Regions from separate parts of the Mus musculus genome. Here regions 2 and 3 are each linked to region 1. The links are chromatin contacts, found by Hi-C or POLR2A ChIA-PET in ENCODE. All regions are on one chromosome and are shown on one strand. Each heading gives the region's core, a stretch centred on a gene start or an enhancer-like site at or near the end of the contact. The rest is flanking DNA. Distances are from core to core; before and after follow the strand shown.

What was found. A loop is a pair of places that touch in the nucleus more often than their neighbours do. ChIA-PET counts read pairs that join two places held with the same protein, here RNA polymerase II (POLR2A).
Region 2: POLR2A ChIA-PET joins it to region 1 with 14 read pairs in embryonic stem cell. The contact joins the promoter of Mta2 here to the promoter of Ubxn1 in region 1. A Hi-C loop is called at or near these places in 2 of 37 maps with a recorded cell type or tissue (heart and left cerebral cortex). POLR2A ChIA-PET finds 5 or more read pairs at or near these places in 4 of 5 experiments (Patski and embryonic stem cell).
Region 3: POLR2A ChIA-PET joins it to region 1 with 14 read pairs in embryonic stem cell. The contact joins the enhancer-like site here to the promoter of Ubxn1 in region 1. A Hi-C loop is called at or near these places in 2 of 37 maps with a recorded cell type or tissue (heart and v-Abl transformed pro-B cells). POLR2A ChIA-PET finds 5 or more read pairs at or near these places in 4 of 5 experiments (Patski and embryonic stem cell).

Annotation. Positions count from the first base shown.
Region 1 is chr19:8,870,227-8,872,926 of GRCm38, reverse strand. Ubxn1 (UBX domain protein 1) reads right to left here and starts at 1,379. Exons shown (of 9, transcript NM_001362044.1): 1 at 1,171-1,379; 2 at 1,015-1,068; 3 at 813-919; 4 at 640-709. The coding sequence starts at 1,229.
Region 2 is chr19:8,940,502-8,943,201 of GRCm38, reverse strand. It overlaps Mta2 (metastasis-associated gene family, member 2), which reads right to left and starts at 1,282. Exons shown (of 18, transcript NM_011842.3): 1 at 820-1,282. The coding sequence starts at 847. Eml3 (echinoderm microtubule associated protein like 3) reads right to left here. Exons shown (of 22, transcript NM_144872.1): 20 at 2,525-2,623; 21 at 2,169-2,299; 22 at 1,620-2,072. The coding sequence ends at 1,869. Gm10353 (predicted gene 10353) reads left to right here and starts at 812. Exons shown (of 4, transcript NR_165499.1): 1 at 812-2,550.
Region 3 is chr19:8,980,602-8,983,301 of GRCm38, reverse strand. No RefSeq gene overlaps it. Among named protein-coding and RNA genes, the nearest start is that of Ahnak, 7.3 kb to the left of the region's middle. Within about 2 kb of position 1,315, at least 2 of the 3 ENCODE cell types and tissues checked have a DNase peak (open chromatin) inside an H3K27ac peak, as active enhancers do; they include heart, where a contact is called at or near this core.

The DNA of each region.
Region 1 (2,700 bases), core at 130-2,629:
GAGCTCACCTTGTAGACCAGGCTGGCCTCGAACTCAGAAATCCGCCTGCCTCTGCCTCCGAGTGCTGGGATTAAAGGCGTGCACCACCACGCCCAGCGTGGGTTTTTCTTATTGTTGTTGTTGGTTTTGTTTTTAAAGAAAGGGCATAGTGATGCATATCTATAATCCCTGCATTTGCAAAGGAGAGGCAAGAGAGTTGGGATTTCAGGGGAATCTGCAGCCACACAGGAGTTTGAGACCAGTCCTGAGCTATGTGAGATGTTTCCTGGTGACTTGCAGCACACCCTCAAAACCGGAAAGGTCAGGTTCTATGATCAGACTTGTTTGTATTTGAGAGGAAGGAAGATGACCCATGACCCTTGGTAAAGTGTGTCACTGGGCTATGGTGGCCCAGGCCTGTAATCCCAGCACTAGAAGAATGTGGCTTCGAATTTAGCCTAGGCCGCATACGGGGTTCCAGCGCAGCCTGAGGTACACAGCTGGACTGCGTCTCAAAAAAATAATGCAAGGCACAGTGAAGGCCACATCTCAGCACTCTGGAGGCGGAGGCAGGAGGATCCGGAGTTCAGCCTGGGCAAGAGTTAGGCAGACTCCAAACAAAACACACACACACACACACACACTGAACTTGCCAGTCACCTCTTGGTCTGTTCTTGTCTCTCCTCTTCAGTCAAAATGGGTCTGCTTTCTCCAGCAGCAGACCCAGAGCCTGCAAACAAGCAACCAGGATTAGTATTTAGAATAAGATCATTCTGATTTTCTCGGGGCCCTTTCAAGGTCTCTAGAATCACAAGATGTCTCCCAGTCAGGACCTTCAGGGCCAACTTGCTCTGAGGGCGTGGGTTCTCGTCCCAGGACATGGCTGAGGGGAGTCTCCAGAGGCTCATCCACATCGGGGTCGTCTTCATGCTCCATCAGCCTGCGCGGAGAAAGTAGGCAGGGGTTGGTTAGCCTGGAGGCCACCTTGCCCAGCGGCTCCCAAACTCCCGCCACCCGTGCGGGTCGCCCGCTCACCAATCCATCGCAGCCTCGATGCCCTGGTTCCCTGTGAGGGCCAGAGCCTTCTCCCTGGGGGCAGAAACACCGTGAATAGCGCCCACCAGCCATGGTGACAGTCAGGCCGGCCAGGCCCGCGGCCTCCCACCACCGGCTAGGGGGAGGCTCCCTTACGCGCGTCCCCTGGGAAAGCCCATCTCGATGAGGCTCTCCAGAGCCGTCAGCTCCGCCATGGCGCCCGCCTCCGCCTCCGCGGGGACCTGCGGGGACCAGAAGGAAGACCGCAAGGGTCAGCCCGGGGCGACTCCGCCCGCGACGCCGCCCTCCCGGCGCTCGCTAACTCACGGGGCGGGAGACCCAGGGACGAGGGGGGAGTAGACAGTGAGTGGGGAGAGCGGAGGGGAAGCGGAAGTGCCCGGTCTGTTTGTGTCACGTGGAGGCAGGGTGGACGGGTGCCGAAGAGAGCCAGAAATGTCCTTCCTGGTGGGCGGGGACTTTGAGGAGGGACAACTGACAGGAAGGAGACCCACCCACGGGGAAGAAGCTCCAGACAGGCTTGAGCCGGTTTGCAGGCTTTTAGGATTCTAAAAGAGAGCCTGGCTATGGATCGGCGGGTAAAAGCACCTGCCTTCAAGCCTAATTATGTGAGTTCGATTCCTAAGACCCACGAGGTTGAGCACAGAGGAAAAAGGATTCCTGTTAGTTGTCCTCTGACCTAAGCACACGAGTCGGGGCGTTCATGATAAACAGTAAAAGTTTATCTCTCTCTCCCTCTCTTTCTGTCTTTCTCTCTCTTTCTTTCCTTTTGGTGTTTTGAGACAGGATTTCTCTGCATAGTCCTGGCTGTCCTGGAACTCGCGCTGTAGACCAGGCTGGCCTGCAATCCAATGAGATCCACTTGCCTCTGCCTCCGGAGCGCAGTACTGGGATCAGAGTGTGTCGCCACCACCTCCTTGCATTTTTTAATTTTCCGTTTTCTCTTTTACTTCTCTTTCTGTCTTTTGGCACCAAGACCAGACAGGCCTCAAACTCAGAAAAATCTGCCTGCCTCAGTCTTCCAAGTGCCAGGACTAAAGTTGTGTGCCACCACACCCATCGGTGATGTATGTAAAAGAAGTTGGGAGGAGAATAACTCTTATATATATTATTAGTAAGTTATTTATCAGAGTCTAGGGAGTAGGTCTAGTGGTGATTTGGTCTAGCATGCTTGAGTCTATGTTCATCATCATTGTTATCACTGTCTTTGTTTTTTGAGACAAGATCTCATTATGAAGCCTTGGCTGTTCTGGAACTTTCTAAATGGATCTGGCTTTAGAGACTGATCTCAAACTCAAATATCAGTCTGCCTCTGCCATCCAGAGTGCAGGGATCAAAGGCCAGAAACATCTTGCCCAGCTATCTTTTTTTTTTTTTTTTTTTTTTTTTTTTTTTTCGTTTTTGGTTTTTCGAGACAGGGTTTCTCTGTGTAGCCCTGGCTGTCCTGGAACTCACTTTGTAGATGAGGCTGGCCTCGAACTCAGAAATCCACCTGCCTCTGCCTCCTGAGTGATGGGATTAAAGGGGTGTCTCACCACGCCTGGCTTGCCCAGCTATCTTAAAACCTTTCTTTTTTTAAAAAAAGATTTATATTTATTCCATGTAAGTACACTGTAGCTATTTTCAGACACACCAGAAGAGGGCATCAGGTCTCATTGCATATGTTTG
Region 2 (2,700 bases), core at 33-2,532, 70 kb before region 1:
TTACACAGAGAAACCTTGTCTCAAAAGAAACAAGGGGGAAACCTGCCTCAAAAAGGAAATGGGGGGTGGGGGAAGAGAAGAGAGAAAAAAAGAAAAAAAAAAAAAAAAAAAAGGAAGGAAGGAAAAGAGATATTATGGAAATACTTTGCCAGGCAGTGGTGTCACACACCTTTAATTCCAGCAGTCAGGAGGCAGAGGCAGGCGGATCTCTGAGTTCGAGGACAGCCTGGTCTACAGTATGAGTCCCAGGACAGCCAAGACTACACAGAGAATAAACCTTGTCTAAAAAGAAACAAGGAAAAAAGAAGAAAAAGGAAATGAGTTTTTACCCCCTACCCCTGCAACACCCAGTTCTAAAGTCAGATCTTCACTCAAAAGTGAGACTTAAGAAACAAGAACAAGAATTTCCCTGGAGTCCATACAACTTTGCACTCAAGTTGCATCCTTGTATAGGAGAATTGAGTAAACTGTTCAGGCCCCACCTTCGCGAACGCACAAGCCGCCACAGAAAAGAAAACCCCTGCGCGCCTAGCCCCTAGCGCGGCTGGCCGGACGGTGGGTCACTCGGGCCCCTTCCAAAGCCAAGGCCACTTCCAGCCCGGCGATCCAGTCACAGGTCTCAAGAGCACCGTTACGGCTGCAGGTAAGCCTCTGCGGTAGACTCTGCGCCCGATAGCGTCGCCGCCGCGGAACCATGGCTCTTGATTCCGGTTCCGGTCGGTGCCGCGGCCCACACGACCCCAGATGTGGCTCCCCCGCGCCTGCGGACACCGAGTCTCCCTGATCCCGGCCTCAGCCTCTTCCGCTCAGGGTACTCACCTCCCACCCGGTACATGTTAGCCGCCATGGCCGTTCCCGCCGCCGCCTCCGGCCACACAAAGAGGTCCCGGAGGCTCGCGGGGGCAAAGCTCAGCTCCAGACGAAGCCCCCAGCGCGTGGCTGACGCTTCGCGGAAGTGTCGATGGGGCCCGAGCAGCCGGCACCTCTGCTCGCTCAGCCGCCGCGGCTCATCACTGCCCGCGCGACGACGACACTGCTATAGCCTCACGCCGGGACACCGAGGCCAGCTCCGGTCTACTCGGCTTCTTCCGGAACGAGCTCGATTCCTGCCTGACCGGAGTGAGGTTCCAGCTCCTAGCGTCCTCACCGAGTCCCAGCAGACGTCGTGCGGTGCCAACCGCTGGCAAGGTTTGCCCTGCCCGCGTCCGGGTTCGCCTCCTTCCGGAACACCTTCGGCCGATCCGGAGAACAAGGCCCAGCGCTCGGCTCAGGTCGGAGAGCAAGACCCCGCAGATCGGCCACTTCCGGAAGGAACTCGGCTCCTTTCGCTCAGCCGCGGCCTCGCGCTCGGTTATTTCCGTTGCAGCTCGACCCCGCCCCTGAGGGCGGTGAGGAGCCGGAATTAACTCTTTGCACTATGGGTCCTAGCAGCTCCCCGGCAGTGGCGTCGAAAGGCGCGCGCGCGCCCTCACTCTTCTTGAGGTTATTTGCAAGCCGCTTTGCCTGTTATTTGCATATTTGGTCTGAACTCCCTTTTCTCTTCCCGCCCTGCACTTTTTTCTTTCATCCTAACACAACTGGGCCCCTGAGGGGACCCGCCGCACAAAAGCACCAGGCAGTTACTTTTTTCTTTTTATTGCCCCTCACCGAGCAGAGGGTGTCGGAGCTGGGTTGCCTGGCTCAGCCAGCAAGTCTGTTGTTATTTTGTGTGCAGTGGGGTGGTTAGCCCCTCCAGAAAAATGCGCAATTGGGAATGTATGAAGTCAAAGAAAAAGCCAGCACAGGAAAAGACTGTCCTTGGTCCTAGGGGTTTTGGCCAGGGTGGGGCCAGACCACAGTACCAGAGGGACAAGACCATCCAGCATCAATCACACGTCCAGGGAGGAGGCAGGGGACAGAGAGGGCGTTCTAGATGGTGTGGCAGGAGCGGGCCCAGAGCTCCCTGCCCCCAGCACTCGCCACTGAAAGATGCTAGCATCCTTGCCACCTAAGGAGACAAGGTATGAGTCGTCGTGCGTGAACCGGACACTAGTCACATGGCTGCCATGGCCTGAGTACATACGACTTGGCGCCTAGATGAGAGAAAAAAAAAAAAAAAACAACTGGTTGCAGCAATGGCAGGGTACCAAACCTACCCACCTGGGCCCAATGGTCCCCTGAAGCCTCACCTTGGCTCGAGCACATGGGTACTGAAAGAGGTGTACTTTGCAGAAGTCGTCTGCCACAGCCACCACCCGTTCATTGTGGGAGCGGCAAAGGGAGTTGATGTCTGTCCCATCAGAGCCATCAGGCCACACACCTAACACAACAGGTGGCCTGAGTCAGGCTGCTACCACAACCTAGAGTTGCAGTGTTTCAGGTCTTCAGGTTGCCACTGCGCTCCAGACAATCCCAAGGGGCCTCCTAGCCTGGATTTGCCACTATGACCCCCACCCCGAGGTGGCACACGCCCAGGATTCTGAGGGCAGAATGGGTTCTTCCTTGTTTCCCCAGCCCTCCTAACGGATTCCAGATCCTGGCTCACCATAGACGTGGAAGCCCAGCACACAGGTATAGGTAGCCCACTCCCGGTCTCTGCTCTCATAGCGGTTCCTCAGCAGTTTGCAGCCTCCAGCCACATCCCCTAGGTGGAAATCGCCTACTCAGCCGTCATTCTTCCCTCACTTGACGACATGAACTGATCATAGGCATAGCGTCCAC
Region 3 (2,700 bases), core at 66-2,565, 110 kb before region 1:
CTCCAAAATTTGTGTTCTGTATCCACTGTAATTACCATCACCTTCTGAGAGGAGCATTCCCCTACTTAGGAGCAAAGGTGACTCAGTTTGTGGCTGCAAGAACGGAGACTTGGAAGTATGTGTGATAAGTCACTTCCCCTCTCCGGGCTCCAGTTCATTGGCATGTGAGATAAAGAATGACTTGGGATGGTCTTACTGACAGCCAGAGTGAGGTACATTCTGTAAGGCTGAGTCAAAGAAATGGATACTTACTATTTGAAGAGAGTAGGATAAAAACCGTGTGTTCACTAGCCCCTGTCCTAACAGGAGAGATTGAAAGGGAATGGGTGGGGCAGAGCCTGGCGGAGGCAGTAAAGGCAGCCACTGTAAAGGCAGCCAACACCCTAGGAACTGGGTGACTCAAGTCCCACATGGTAAAGGACTGGCTGGAAAGTGCATTATTGCTCTGCAGTTTGTGAGTCAGGAGAAATGAGGATCTCCTTGATGACTGGCTAGGGTCCTGCTACAACAAACACCCTCCTTACATCTACAAAGTTGTCAGTCCCACGTCACCACCACCCCCTTCCTATGATGGGAGCCTGCCTCCCTCTTCTTCAGCCCTCGAACCCAGTCCTCTTTAGCCTCCACCAGTTAGTTCCCTCATGCCCTGCCATGCTCCCAAATGCCATTAGCTCTGCCCATCCTCACTATCCACCCCCAAACCTGGCAGAACCAGCCAGATAATTGCAAAAGGGCTGAGCCAGCTAGAGGCTTTCGCATGACAGCTGCTGCTGCTGCTGGTGGTGGTGCAAGGAGATGGGACAGCTGGAAATAGAGGCACATTCCATAGAAGATCCTATTAGAAAACAGTCCCAACAGCCTGGCCACCCCAGCTCCTGGCCTGGGCAGTATCAGGGATGGGGATGTAGTTCAGCTGGCAGACTGCTTTCTTAGCATAAAAAAGCCCTGGGTTCAGCTAAGCAGAGGGAAGCCATTATATAAGCCAGGTTCAGGATCACACACCTGTAATCCTAACACTAAGGTGGGGAATAGAAGTACGTCATCACTCTCTGGTCATCACTCTCTGCTCTATAACGCATTGAAAAGCCCTCTTAAAAAACCAAACAAAACAAAAACAATTATTATCAACAGACTCCAAAGTCAGATACCAAAGTAAAACAATACTATGTACACAAGGTTTTCTTCCTCTTATGATTAAAGTGACTAGTGATACTCTACAGATGTCCCCCGGAGAAGGATCTCTACCCCAAGCCCTAGGCACTTGAGCACAGGACATCCCAGAACTCCACTGGAGTTAAGAGACAGCCTACTCTGGGATCCATGCCAGCCTGATTTAGTACACAGACAGGAGCAGGTGGTAGCTTGTCTTTCAGGGGCATCAATATTTCAGTGGCACAGCATTAGAGGAAGGGAGTAGGGTGGGTACCCATAACTACATTCACACACACAAAGGACCAGAACAAACTAGAATATTATACCTTTGGTCTCCCACTGTGAGAGCCTGGGCAAGCTATGACTTCCTAACAGAAGCCATCTGATATATAGAGGGACACTCTAAGGAGTGCTGGTTGTCATACAAACTATTAATTTCAGGGTGGGGCCAAGACACTTACACACACACACCCCTGCACCTTTCAAAGGGGGAAGTGGCACATTTGGGGCATGTGGGCAGCTGGTGGGCTGAGTCCAACCCAGGGAGAACAGCAGCTGTCTAGATATAACTCAAGGCGGGACATAAATGGAAGGAATAAAAAAAAAAGCAATCTAGGTCTATCTTGGATGAACTTTAAAGAATCCTAACTTTTTAGTAATTTATGCAGAATTGCCAACAAAGCTAAAATAAATAGCTGCTTATGACCAGAATCTACTGACTTATCTACAAACTAAACCAAGGCTCTGCATTCCCACTCATACTCCAGACTCAGTAAAGCTTCTGAGGAACTCCAACTCTAGGCCCTGACCCATTCTCTTGTTCTTTTCAGCCTCCATCTGAGCTCTGAGCTTCTGCCTGTTAAGTGGATACAATGGCCTTCCTTCCAGGACCTCAGCCTGACCATTCCCAACACCCCCTCCCCTTCTGCCCTTGACCCCTAATTTTGCCAGCTTGTTGTGGGTAGTGCTGCCAACTCTAGACAGTGGCTGGTGGCAGAGAAATCTCTCTGGCATCCAGAGACATTCAGAGGCTCATTCTTGTATTTGTGGCTGATGGTAGAGAGAGGACTAAGCTCTAACAAGATGCCTGCAGCCCAAGCTGAGATGGAGGAAGGCCAGGCTGGCAGTGTGGTGACTCAGGCACCCCCAGGGTAGGGCGGAACCGAACTAACCCCAGATGTGCTTCCCCTTTCTGCACAAAGCCAAGGCCTCCCCCCTGAACCTCCCTCGCCCTTTAGAAACTCCCATTAACTCTTTCTTAGGGACCCATCCCAAAAGCCTCTTCTCAGATTTCTAACCGGTGTGCACTAGCCCTTCATCTACAACCTGGCCACTTTTCACCCTGCACCAAACCAAACCGCAGGGTTAGAATCAAGCAGGATGTGCAGAGGAGTCACCCTTCCTGCAGGCTGAGAGGAGATGAAGGTGAGGGTCCCTGCCCACCTCCAGTCCAGAAGTTTGACCAACTGCTGCCCCAAGCACTGGCCCACCCCCAAAGAACTCTATCCTTTAATGGGCCTCTATCCTAGGCTGTCCTACCCCTTAAGT